2 separate regions of the Homo sapiens genome follow, and region 2 is linked to region 1. A link is a contact called in ENCODE Hi-C or POLR2A ChIA-PET data. All regions are on one chromosome and are shown on one strand. Each heading gives the region's core, a stretch centred on a gene start or an enhancer-like site at or near the end of the contact. The rest is flanking DNA. Distances are from core to core; before and after follow the strand shown.

The links. A loop is a pair of places that touch in the nucleus more often than their neighbours do. ChIA-PET counts read pairs that join two places held with the same protein, here RNA polymerase II (POLR2A). Pooled maps may share reads with other maps.
Region 2: a map with no recorded cell type shows a loop between it and region 1 (4-fold over the local background). The contact joins the enhancer-like site here to the promoter of BCAT1-DT in region 1. A Hi-C loop is called at or near these places in 1 of 37 single-sample maps with no recorded cell type and 2 of 50 pooled maps. POLR2A ChIA-PET finds 5 or more read pairs at or near these places in 1 of 52 experiments (GM12878).

The regions. Positions count from the first base shown.
Region 1 is chr12:24,945,752-24,952,513 of GRCh38, forward strand. It overlaps BCAT1-DT (BCAT1 divergent transcript), which reads left to right and starts at 3,412. Exons shown (of 3, transcript NR_199054.1): 1 at 3,412-3,579. BCAT1 (branched chain amino acid transaminase 1) reads right to left here and starts at 3,350. Exons shown (of 11, transcript NM_005504.7): 1 at 3,176-3,350. The coding sequence starts at 3,181. RefSeq lists enhancers at 3,244-3,593, 3,714-3,803, 6,084-6,153, 6,534-6,603.
Region 2 is chr12:26,867,675-26,874,678 of GRCh38, forward strand. No RefSeq gene overlaps it. Among named protein-coding and RNA genes, the nearest start is that of ITPR2, 38 kb to the left of the region's middle. RefSeq lists an enhancer at 6,852-7,004 and a silencer at 6,908-7,004. Within about 2 kb of position 3,282, at least 13 of the 41 ENCODE cell types and tissues checked have a DNase peak (open chromatin) inside an H3K27ac peak, as active enhancers do.

The DNA of each region.
Region 1 (6,762 bases), core at 2,162-4,661:
AGGCAGAGGTTGCAGTGAGTAGAGATCACTCTGCGGCACTCCAGCCTGAACAACACAGTGAGATTCTGTCAAAAAAAAGAAAAGAAAAAAGAATGATAGCATCATATAGAAAGTAGAGGATAGCTGGCACAATTATGTCTATCATGGAAGGTCCCAGATTCTCACTCTCCAGTATAGCAACCAAACCTTCCTGAGCATAAGGCTGATCATGCCACTGGGTTTCCCTGGGGTGGGCATCTGTTATTTAAAGAAACTGTGGTTACCAACACTAAAGGGAAATAAAGAAAGTTCTTTATTTTCCAACTTCCTATACCAGTTGAGAAGAGGCCATTTAAAGAAGCTGGCAACCTGAAACCCCAAAAGATGTAACTAATACAAAGGCTCAACATAGCTGCCATTTAGAAACAATCTTTCATTTATGCACAGGAATAATTTACTCATAAGCCCAGCCCTCTCAGTTAGGTTAATAACACCACTATCAGTTTTCCAGCTGTTTACTTCCCTAGCTTTATTTCTAGACATGAGAAATAAGGAACAAAATATATAATTAGGAAAACAATTGGAATGTCAGCCTACGGACAAAACTGAGACAAAATTTATATAAGTAGAGAGTATATTGAGGTCAAATTTGAGGACTGCAACCAACGAAACACCAAATCAAGTTGCCCTGAATATATACAGCAGTTACAAGTGGGTTTTTAAAAGAAAAAAGAGGCAGTTTCTAAGTTGAGAAGAATTTATATTAAAATAACATAAACTATATAAACTATTGATAGGCTAAACATTGTTTTTTTGTATCACAAATTCCAGGAACATAATGAGTGAGGCAGTTAGTCAGGAACAAAATGTCTTTAAATAATTACTCCTGCGCATGCGTACGGGGGGACGTGACTGAAGTCTCACACTCCTATCTCTCTGGGCCTGATAAATTGTGTAGCCTTCACAAAGCTCAGATCGCTCTGCGCTATTTTTCTTTTTTCAGGGAGTTGCACAGCTACTGACAGAAAGCACATCTTGGTTTTAGTCCATAGTACAAAACTCAATTGTGATCGAATGTTTTCAACTTCCTTTCATAATAAGGTTTTAAACTCATTTCAAATAATTAGATCTGGTTCTAATGAGCTGAAAAGCAAGAGAAATTCTTGCGTAAAAAAGGAAAAATATTTTTCCCCTTTTCTCTCTGTAGTTCTGAAATCCAGTGAAATTACTCATTACTGAAACTTATCAGATGAAAATATTGGCCAGCATTAAATTCTTTTCCTCCCCAACCCCCACCTCTTTTTTTCCTTTTTCTAACCACCACCCTTTTGTTAGGCCAGCTTAACTAGCTTTACATCTCTGAGCCTAGCCTGAGGGGCCACATCCTGTGTCTGGAATGTAAAACCTCTCTCCCCACTAGGCCTCCCGTCTTCCCTCCACACACACACACACACACACACACACACACACACACACACACACGGACTTCCCTTGCCTCCAATCCCATTTACATGTGTATCATTTTTAAATCCCCATCTAAATTTATTAAGTCATAATACTCACTTACCATTTTTGTACACATGCTACTCAGTGTATATCCTATGTTTCTTATCCAAGTTGCCCATTCTGCATGTGTCTGTCTTAAAATACAAGCTCATGCATGACTTAAGCCCGGAGAATTTGCTGAGGACAAAGGCAATCAAGATGCCATGTGCAAATAACATTTTTTTAAAAAATCAAGCTTGTGATAGCAATACATATTTAAGAGATAAGTGGAAAGATGTTTGAAATATTGTGATAAAACTAACTTAATGGAACCTTCCATACTTCTTCGATCATACCTAGAATACAATCATTTCTTTCTTAATCTTAGGAAATATCAGGAAACAGAAAAGAGACTACTTGTAGATATCTTACCTAGTTCCCCATGTTATAAAAGTATCTTGTGGAAGGGACAGGGGTTTTTGGACCTACAAAAACGCGTAATTAACCACAACTGCACATGGACAGGAAAAAGCTGGAAAAGCAAGACTGTTCATTCTTAGTTTTCTCCTTTTACTTACTAAAGCTATAATCAACTAAAGTGTGTTTTTCATCTGAAATGAAACAAGCATGAGGAAGCCAGAAATAGAACCTCTAACTATAGAAGAAAAGTTGTGTGATCTCTGTTGAATACAAAAACGCATAGTTTCCACTCGGTTACTGTTTAATTGTAGTGAAAGTTTTTGTTTGGCAACAAAGGCGCTATTTACATATTATTTCTTCTAAGTGAAACTATGGTCTGGGATGGGTTGTAGATAAGAGCAGTTGAGAACCACGCTTCATCTCCCTCCTTAGAAACTCTGAAACGAGGCTTTATTCCTACCAGAAGTTCAGATTGCATTATGGTCATCTCAATTCCAAAATGTTAGATGGCAAGAATATCTGCCCATCCTTCACTTTCCTTGGAAAAAGTTGCTCTTCGGGTTTTATATGCGATTGCAGTTTTCCAGTGTGTGAAACTAGGAAAACAAAACACTCAACGGTGTACATCCCTACACCTAAATAGTCAGAAATAATAGGCAGCTAGGCTAATTATCCTTGATTAGCAAGATCAGAGCCATTAGGGTGCTCACTGGTTTAACAAATGAATGCCCTTAGGCGTCTATCATTTGTAACTCCTAGAAGCTTTAATTTCCACAAGAAACAAAATAAGAGGGGCCTTCTGCTTTTAACAGTGAAAAGATCGTTCTCCCTCCCCTCTCCACCCGGGTCAACTCTTCCAGCCGCTCCCTCCTGCATCACGAACACACGCTGCAGGAAAGCGCATTTACAGCCCGGGACATCCCCAGACCTCCTCTCCAAAATTCCCCACCTCCTGTGCATAGGAGAAACTGAGAGAAGCCCTCACTTCCTTTCCAAACTTCACAAGCAGGGGAGGGAGCTGTAGCAGACTTTCACCTCCGTTCCCAAAAGCGAATGTGAAAAAGTCCGAGAAGGCACGTCCTGCGAGTGGAGGTTAAACCGAAATCTGAACAGAATGCACGGTCCCCGCAAACTACGATTGATAAAGAAGATACTGAGACGTTTGCGGGGGATATAAGCCATGGTTGTCTCGCCTTCCTCCCCTCCCTGCCAACTATGTTTCTTGGAGAAATCGCCGGTTCGATTCACGCACACATTTTTGTAAAACACGGACAAAACCATAAGTAGTTACCTTCATTGTTCCGTCGGCCACGAGGGAAGCTCGAGCTGAGCGGAGGGCAGATCCCAAGGGTCGTAGCCCCTGGCCGTGTGGACCGGGTCTGCGGCTGCAGAGCGCGGTCCCGGCTGCAGCAAGACCTGGGGCAGTGCCCGAGGCGGCGGCGAGTACACGTGGCGGGCTGGATTGCAGACCGGCCCTCTCGCGGCGGAGACTCGCGACCTAGCGGATTGCATCAGCAGGAAGACACTAAGGCTGCTCCCCCAGGCCGCCCCCAGATGGTGGAGTCTCTCCCAGCCCGAAGATTCGGAGCCAGCGCCCAGACCCGAGCCTCACTCACTGCTCACTCCCGGGGTGCAGGGCAGAGGTGCCAGTGTTGCAAGCAAATGACACGGTTACCCCCGAATCAGCCACTGTGGGTGCGTATCCGAGTGTGGGGATGCCCGTGTAACATTTATATGGAGACGTCAAGGAGGAGGAAATAAACAGATCAGAGGTCAAATGTGATTGCCATTCCGTCATCACTGGCTCCTGCCCACCTCCCTACTGTCCCCAAAGTAACTTTGCTGCATGCTGAGAGGACCACGGCACAATCCTGCCCAAAAGTATACATGTATCCCCCGCGGCTACTTTAAATGTACTTTTGCAGTAGTCAAGAACATGTGCCTGGTTTGCCGATCTCTTTCCCAGAGTTCCTTAGTCACCCTCAAATATAACCATTTTTGCCAATTTATTATGTACATGGGGGAAAATTTTTAATCCTTTAATTTGAGCATATAAAATTCTTTATAATGTGAAATTGCCCAGTAGCCTAGTTGGTCCCCTGTAAGTTCCCTCCCCACATCTATACAAAGCTCCAGGATTGCTACTTTTCCATGTCCAGCGCCTAGGTCAGCCTCCATGACTGCTTAAGTGTGCTGCTGGTTGACCTCCGCTGCCTCTCTGTCAAGCTGGCAAACTCCTATTTTTGTAAATTTCAACCCAAGTCTTTGCTGTGGAAGTTGCTTCCAATGCCCTCAAACAGAACTGGGCCCTTGGTCTATGTGCTGCACTTTGTCCACATCCTTTCTCAAAATCAATTATTTTATTTTATCATTTTTTAATGGAGATGGGGTCTCACTAAATTGGCCAAGCTGGTCTTGAACTCCTGGCCTCAGCAATCCCCTCGCCTCCGCCTCCCAAATTGCTGGGATTACAGATGTGAGACTGTGCCCAGCTTCTTAATTTTACTTTAATTATTTGTTTGCACAGTTGTCACTTCAGTGGATTATGAGATTCGTAAGGGCAGATCCTTTGTCATATTTATCTCCCATACCAAGTGGCCTGCCGTGGAAGAGAGGGAGTGTTGAAAACAAATGTGTCAGTGCTTAATGACTGTTGGTCAGGTGAATGAATGGTTAAATTATGTGTTCAATAAATGTACTGAGTGATTTCTACATGCTAGGCTGGTATATAACAGTGGTTTGTAATCTGAAATGTCTCAAAATGGAGCCATTTATGACAAGGGTTTCAGCCTCCAGTGAAATTGCTGACCCCTCAAATTGATAAGCATATGTATGGTGGACTGAGGTGATAAGATAACACCTGCTGTGGCCTGGCACCATTGGCAAGAGAGTAAAGAGAGAGGCAGCTGAGATAATGGCTATGGGCACTTGCGGATGCTGTGAAAACCAAAAAGTAATGAAAACCTGAAAGTAACTGACCACAGCCAAAATGCTTGCAGAAGTTCTGCCCTGAGAAATCTGTATCTGTAAGCATTTAATCAGCCATTGAGTCCTTGTGAAACCTCCTGGCCCCCGTCAGTGAAAGCACAGCTAGATAGATTTGAACCTGACACTGACATGAGACAGGCAATGTGCAAAATGCTAGGGACTGAGTGGGAAACAACAAAAATGTTCTTACCCTCATTAAGCTCATATACTAGTGTGAGAAACAGAAAGTAAGCTTTAAATCAGGTAGCAAAATGTTTATCAACTGAGGAATGGCTAAATAAAACATGGTATCATCCATACAATGGAATATTATTATATTCTGCAATAAAAAGAAATGAAGTACTGATTACATGCAGTCACATGGATGAACCTTGAAAACTATGCAAAGTGAAAGAAGCGTCTCACAAATGACTACATATTATATGATTCCACTTATCTGAAATGTGCAGAACAGGAAAATCCATAGAGACAGAAAACACATAGTTGTTTTCAATCTGGGGACAGGGTGGAATGCAGAGTGAATGTTCATGGGCGTTGGATTTCTTTTTGAATTGATTAAAATGTTCTCAAATTAGATTGTGGTAATGGTTACACAACCCTGTGAACACACTAAAAACCACTGAATTATACCCTTTAAATAGGTGAATTGTATGTTATGTGAATTATATCTCAATAAAGATGTTACTCTATGGCCCGGCATGGTGGCTCACACCTGTAATCTCAGCACTTTGGGAGGCTGAGGCAGACAGATCACTTGAGGTCGGGAGTTCGAGACCAGCCTGGCCAACATGGTGAAACCCCGTCTCTACTAAAAATTAGCCGGGCGTGGTTGCGGGGTGCCTGTAATCCCAGCTACTCACAAGGCTGAGTCACAAGAATCGCTTGAACCTGGGAGGCAGAGAGGTTGCTGTGAGCCAAGATCATGCCACTGCATTCCAGCCTGGGCAATAGAGCAAGACTCAGTCTCAAAAAAAAAAAAAAAAAAAAAAAAACAGGTACCATGTGGTAAATTTTATGAGAAAGAGTAATAAGGGGATAGAGAGTGATGGGGTCATAGATATAAATGCATTAATAAGTTCTAGAGCAAGCCTGGCAATTACTCCTAGATCCAACGACCGCCCCTCGCCCCCCTCTCCCTCAATGCAGGATTTTTCTCAGTCCCTTTGCCAGTCAAGGACCTCTAGCCGGCAATGCCGGAGGCCTAGCTCGGGGCATACTACCTGCTGCAGGAGGCACCCCACGCAATTTGCCCGCCTGAGACAAGTTTGCCTTGCACATTGGTTCCTGAGTTCTTGCCCCATGCCCAAGAAAAATGAAGATGTGCTGACAATTGAAGAGTGAGCAAGGCGGGGAGTTTTACTGAGGGATGAAACAGCTTTCAGCAGAGAGGGAAGCGGGGGTGGTCCCCCTACCCGAAGGCAGGAAAGTCTCCTCCATGAGGCTGAGTCCTGGGGCTTTTTATCGGCTCAGAATAGGGGAGGGGCAGGCAAACAGGAACAGAAATTCTCACTCTGCGTCATGGATTTCATCCAGGACCAGCAGTCTGGTCTTTCAGCCTTCAGGCTGTTTTTGGCTTGAAGGTACAGTTTCACCTCCAACCCTGTTGCTGTTACCCCTACTTAAGGATTCTTTTGATGTTAGCAACAAAGGAAGAGAGAAGGTAGTATATATTTAAAAAAAAAAAAAAAAAAAGAGCTTGAAGGGAAGTGAGAAAGTTAGGGAATTAACATCCACAGAAGAATATGAGGGCCGGGCGTTCACGCCTATAATCCCAGCACTTTGGGACGTCAAAGCAGGAGTTCAAGACCAGCCTGGGCAACATAGCAAAAGCCAGTCTTTACAAAAAATGCAAAAATTAGCTGTTTGTGGTGGTATGTGCCTGCAGTCTAA
Region 2 (7,004 bases), core at 2,032-4,531, 1.9 Mb after region 1:
GAACAGACACTTTTCAAAAGAAGATAATTTATGCAGCCAACAAACATATGAAAAAAAGCTCATCATCACTGGTCATTAGAGAAATGCAAATCAAAACCACAATGAGATACCATCTCATGCCAGTTAGAATGGCAATCATTAAAAGTCAGGAAACAACAGGTGCTGGAGAGGATGTGGAGAAATAGGAACGCTTTTACACTGTTGGTGGGAGTGTAAATTAGTTCAACTTGTGGAAGACAGTGTGGCAATTCCTCAAGGATCTAGAACCAGAAATACCATTTGACCCAGCAATTCCATTACTGGGTATATACCCACAGGATTACAAATCATTCTACTATAAAGACACATGCACACATATGTTCATTGCAGCACTGTTCACAATAGCAAAGACTTGGAACCAACCCAAATGCTCATCAATGATAGACTGGATAAAGAAAATGTGGCACATATACACCATGTAATACTATGCAGCCATAAAAAAGGATGAGTTCATGTCCTTTGCAGGGACATGAATGAAGCTGGAAACCATCATTCTCAGCAAACAAACACAAGAACAGAAAACCAAACACTGTATGTTCTCACTCATAAGTGGGAGCTGAACAATGAGAACACATGGACACAGGGAGGGGAACATCACACACTGGGGCCTGTTGGGGTGTAGGGGACTAGGGGAGGGATAGCATTAGGAGAAATACCTAATGTAGATGACGGGTTGATGGGTACAGCAAACCACCATGGCACATGTATACCTATGTAACAAACCTGCACGTTCCACACATGTACCCCAGAACTTAAAGTATAATTTAAAAAAGAAAAGAAAAGAAAAGAAAGAATTACAGCCTGCAAGGTGGCTGGCCATCCCACAGGCTGGGAAATGTGCCTTAGGCCAAGACCAGAGACAGGCGCTTCAAAGAAGGAGGGGTTGGAGTAGAAGCTTTATGCTGAACCATTGACTAAACACACATATTCAACAGGTCACACGAGGAGCTATGAATATTCATGAAGTTGGTCCTGAGGCATGCCTATTGAACAAACACACATATAACATTCAACTCATGTTTACTTTGGGTGGAGACTTAACATTTAAATGTATATAATCAGGTTCTATATGTCAAAAGGTTATTTCAGGACATGAAGGCATTCAAGTGCACGGTCCCTGTAAACCAACCAGGACCAAGTTCATGGTCAGTGGTCTTCTTATCAGGAGATCACTGACTGAAATCAATCTCTTGTCCAGTCAGAGCTGCAGTGATGGCTGGTGGAACAGTGACCAGGGGTTAGTTAGTCAGCATCTGGTGGAGCTACTGATAGTTTTAATAATGCTTATCTGGAGGCTAGTGCTTGTATAGCTGCTAGAGAAAAAGAAAAAAGCTCTGTGGCAGTTAGAACATAGTCTGTTCTTTAAATGTAGTGGTGTCTGACTTCACCTTTGCCTGGCATGGCCTAAGGTCTTGTTTATAATTTAATATCTTCTTGCCACAGTCTGTTCTGTCAGTCTTACGATCTCTATTTTAACATTAATGCTGGTCAGTTGTTTTGTTTAACCTCCAAAAAAGAGGGGACATAACAAGGCGTGTCTGACCGCCTGTCCCATCATGGCTGGCAACTTTGTTGGTTTGTTTGTTTGTTTGTTGAGAGGGGGTCTGGCTCTGTTGCCCAGTGGAGTGAGTGGCATGATTTCAGCTCACTACAACCTCTGTCTCCCAGGCTCAGGCTATCCTCCCACCTCAGCCTCTCGAGTAGCTAGGACCATAGGCATGTGCTAACACGCCCAACTAATTTTTGTGTTTTTTGTAGAGACGGGGTCTCACTTTGTTGCCTAGGCTGGTGTCGAACTCCTGAGCTCAAGCAATTCGCCTGCCACAGCCTCCTAAAGTGCTGGGATTATAGATGTGAGCCACTGAGCCTGGCCTGGCAACTCAGTTTTTAAGGTTTTTCTGGGGTCCCCTTGGCCAAAACAGTTCCACTCGGTGGGGGACTTATGATATTATTTTTAATTTACAACTTACATAGATTGGACTACATTCATCCCAGTAGTTCTACCTAATAGTGACACCAAAAGTCTGATCCTAGAGTCAGACTAGAATCAATTCGATGGGAATAATACGACTGGGGCACCTTCCAAAGTAGTTTCTCAGGTCTTTTGGCACCAGTATCTCTCTGAAAACTGTAAGACACTACGTAAGTGTGAAAGAAAATGCTAGAGCCAGTGTGGTGGAGTGGTTAAGAGCAGATTTATCAGCCTCAGTTCAGATCCTGGTTCTGCCACTTCCCAGCTCCTTGAATGTGGGCCCATGGCTCAGCCTCTCTGTGCCTCACTTCCTTCATGGGCTGATTATTCTCGGTGTGCCTTTAGGCCCTGTACTGAGCCCTCTGGGGACTGACACATCAAGCCTGTATCACCTGGACTGACCCCTTGACCTCAGGCTTTTGGTTGTTTCAGCCAATGGGAAACGGGAAGGAAACAGGAAAGAGAGAGCAGTCAGCGTTTCCCTCACTCCTCACCTGCCCACACACCACTGGGGCTCTGGCCACATCCCTCTAGACACAGACAGCTCCGCAGAGCTGCCCTTCCTACAGCAGCTCCTCATCAGGCTCCGGTTACACGAGGTCCTTGGCTTGCCCCTTCTGCCCAGGGCTGGGAACAGCTGCCCACTGCTGCTGGTTTCCTGGATGCCTCCCCATCCCTCATGGATTCACTTAAATCTACCTACTCATCTGTAAATAGTCCCTTCCTTAAATTCTCTTCAGAATTCCACCTGTGTGACCCCTGTCTCTTGCCTTGACAAACACACTGCCTGGAGCTGTACTGAGGATTAAATAAACTAATATGTATTATAAAGCACTCAGAACAGCACAGCACACAGATTCAATGCTATCTGCAGATGAGCTGTTGTTATCAGTAAGGTTGCCCTGCCTGCCTTTCCTATCAGTACTGGAAGACACACCTCTGAGATTGCCAAAAATAGATAAAGGCCCTATTTCTAGAGAGCCTCGGATGTCCGGAGAGCCTCTACCAGCCTCCCTACCTAAGGGTATCAGCACAGGCTTGGACAGGAAAGCTAGAGTGAAACTGGCTTCGATATAAATGGGAAAAGCCACCCCAGGCTGGGGCAAGGGAGGGGCAAAAGCAGGGCTCTCAACAAGCCCACAGCTGAAGGACTCAGTTCCTCTGGCAAGACTTGGGCTCCAGGAATTGAAAGGTGAGCAGTCTTTGGTTGATAGGATCTTTAGAGGGTATGGCAACGTGCAGAGGAGGATAAAATGTCCCAGACACACTTCCTTTACTTCACAACTTGGCCCAGGGCCAGCCTGGCTATTTCCCACGTTCTAAAGCCCAGGTGGACCTAAGTGTTTGGAACTAAAATGATCTTATCTAAAAAAGAGCCAGCTGGCAGAATTCACACACACATATTTAATTCTGATGAAAGCTGTTTCAGGCAGGAACCAAGACCATTCTTTATCAACAGGACCGAGGGCATATGCAGAGGATCAAGAGGATGTAGTGGTTGAAAGTAAAGGCTCTCTGGGTAGACTGCCAAGATTCAAAATCGGCTCCACTACTTTCTAGCTGTGCAGCTTTCGCAAGTCACTCAGACTCTCTAAGCCTCACATTTTTAGCCTGTAAAAATGGGCTGGGCGTAGTGACTCACACCTGTAATCCCAGCAGTTTGGGAGGCTGAGGTGGGAGGAATGCTTGAGCCCCGGAGTGCAAGATCAGCCTGGGCAACATGGCGAGACCCCATCTCTACAAAACTAAAAAATTAGCTGGGCATGGTGGGTTCCAGCTACTCGGGAGGCTAAGGTGGGAGAATCACTTGAGCCCAGGAGGTCAAGGTTGCAGTGAGCCATGATTGTGCCACTGCACTCCAGCCTGGGTGACAGAGCAAGACTGTGTCTCAAAAAAAAAAAAAAAAATGTTAGTAACAGACACTACCATTATAGTGATTACGAGAACTAAATAAGGAAATTTAGGTGCAGTGTTTCACACAGCACCTGACACATAGTTAAGTATTAAAAAATGGTTGCTCTCATAAAAGTCATCATTATGATGATCATTATTACTATTACCAGTTCTTAACAGTCAACTAGTAAAAATCTTGCTGGCACAATTTAATGAAAGGGGAACAAGTCTCATAAGTATATTAAATGAAATGGGATTATACTGTGAATATGTATATATATATGTGTATATATATACACATATATATATAAACAACTTATACTTTTTTTCCTTTCTTACAAAATCCAGACCTGGGAAAAATCGCACTCATTATCTAAACCGTGAGGCACCTCTGCTCCTTAGCACAGTAGCATATTGGTTACAAAGTCAAGGTCTGGAATCAGACCAATCTGAGTTCAAATCCCAGCTCTGCTACTGAAGAGCTCATTGACCCGTGAGCAACTTTATCTCATTAAGCTTCAGTTTCCTTATCTGTAAAATGAAGAAATAATAGTTCCTACCTCACAGGATAGTTATGAATATTAAGTGCGATGATGCATGAAATCTCTTCTTAGCAAGTGTTGGCTCTCATTATTAGCCTACTTCCAACAGAAGGCAGTTGTGAGAGTTTCAATGTTAAATAAAATAGAAAGCACCCCTAAGAATATGTGGGAGCTGTCATACTGAAAAATGCTGCCATGCTGGGGGGACAGTTGACTGGAAAGGAGCATAAGGAAATGTCTGGGGTAATGAAAATGTTAAATTTTTGTTTTGGATAGCAGTTACATGGCTGTGTGGAATTGTCAAAACTCACTAAATTGAACACTTAAGACCTGTGCACTTTATTGTGTGAAAATTGTACCTCAATTTTAAAAAGAAAAATAGCAGTTATGAATTCCACTCTAGATCTAAGATTTTATCTCCTCCAATGCTGTATGTGAAGCCTAGAAAACATCACTGATAATGTTCACTTAAAGAGATGCGGAGGCAGGTGCTGTGCATGCTTAAAGGCTGTCATTAAAGATAATGTTTCTACTCAAAACTCATTCATTAGGAACCACTAAGGGCCATGGGGAGGTCTTAGTCATAAGCATTTGTTTCATCAGCTCTATAGGAATAGTGAACCCAAGGCTTACCTTTATGGATTTTACTTAGGGTGTACATTTGTAACGGATGAGATAAGTGGGTAGGATGGAGCCACACCCACCCAACCACCTATTATACATATTACACAAGGTTCATTAACAGTGGCTGTGGTCTTGCTATGGAGAAGTAGGGTGTGCATATCTGATGAGAAAAGATAAACATGTGAATGGATGAAAGAGCAAAAGGACAAACAAGCATTTGCTAAATGGCTATCATGCATCTCCTTGATGATTTAATTGAATTTAATTCTCACAAAAATCTTGTGAAGTCAGGGTTATTATCACCACTTAACAAATGAGAAAGCCGGTACTTAGAAGGAGAAGCAAGGAGCCTCAGGTTCTACAGCCAAGTCACAGTAGAGAGAGAGGGACCTCCATATAATCTAGCGCATATCCTAAATAATTTCTATTTGTTACAAATAATATTTTTTCTTAAGATCTCCCATGTGTTATATTACAGCTTCTATATGCCATTTAGCACATATCAAAAGGTTTCGTCTTTGTTCCAAATGCCATCCCAGCCACTTCTCTTAGGGAATTAATCAATAATTATGGGGTAGGACATACTTTTGAAGCATTAGTCACTGTTTTCCTGTAATATTTTCTCTGATCTCGTTCTTACCATCTTTCAAGTCTCTCAGATAGACTATTCTGAGTTCCACTACCCCCAGGCAGTGTAAGTTAACAGAAAGTAGAGAAACAAATGAGATTCTTTTGACTTTTGAGTCTCCAAAACTCAAGTCCCCATGGGGAATGGGAAAGATACAGGCGTACGTAAGATTTAGAAGCCTATTTGTTAAGCGAGAGAAAGAAATCTCATGCAAGATTACACAGAGATTTCCCAGCTGTGGGGGAAGGAAGGGGTTAGAAGTCAGGAGCACAGGGATGTGAAGGTGACCACTGAGAAGGGCCCTTCCCTTCCTCCCTCACCCATTCAAGTGTCAGATGAGAAGGGGGGATTACTCAAGCTTCAGACAGGTCTGTGGATTCCCAGATCAAAGAGATAAAGCAAGAATATCCCGGAAGAGAAATGATTTTGAGGTGCATCCAGAGATTAATATTGAGGGGGTGGGCCCCGTGGGAGCTGGAGTGTTGGGGGATTTTTTTGTGACTCTAGTGTTGGCCGTCACAGTGAATGCCCTAGACCGGAAAATGACCAGAGACCAGACTCAAACCCTATACCCCCATGTGCCACTTTTTGTCACTGGGACAAAAATTCTGCATCCTCCAGAAGTTAGGTGCAACCTGGGAAGGGTGGGGGACCTCCCCAAATTGACAGAGGTGCATTTCTGCTACATTGAAGGGATGGAGGCTCAAACAAAAATTAGATTGCGTTATAGGAAAATAAACATAGATTTTTTATACAGTTACATATGTGACCTGGTGTTCATATCACTACAGTTGTACCTGCAGTAGACAGTCCTACTTCAGATAGAATAGTCCAAGGAAGGAACAGTATGTGAGGCTTACAAATGGAAATCCAGAGGAAAAAAGAAACTCATTACGGACAATATGTCCCTTTCGGTTTGTCCCCTGCTTTTAAAGCCATCATATTCACTGAGGTCATCCTATTTGGAGAACCCCAAATTTACCTTTGATTGAAAATGCCTGCACCTTATTCCTGGTGAGTTAATGGGACTTCCCTGCTTATACTCTTCAGAGTCTCTGATCATAAACTTTCACCCTGGGATTTGTTTAGTTTGAAGCAGAAGTTTTTTCGATGAGCGTCATTTATTGGTTGAATCCTTTGCAAGAGTCCTCCTGTCCAACACAAGTTATAGTATGTGTATGGCTCTTCTCTGTGCAGCACACTCCACAGCAGCTCTTTCAGTCTTACTTAATAGTTTCCAGTTCCCCATATATCACCTCTGCAGGAATGACCCAGAGATGACCCTCGCCGAAGAGACAAAAACAAA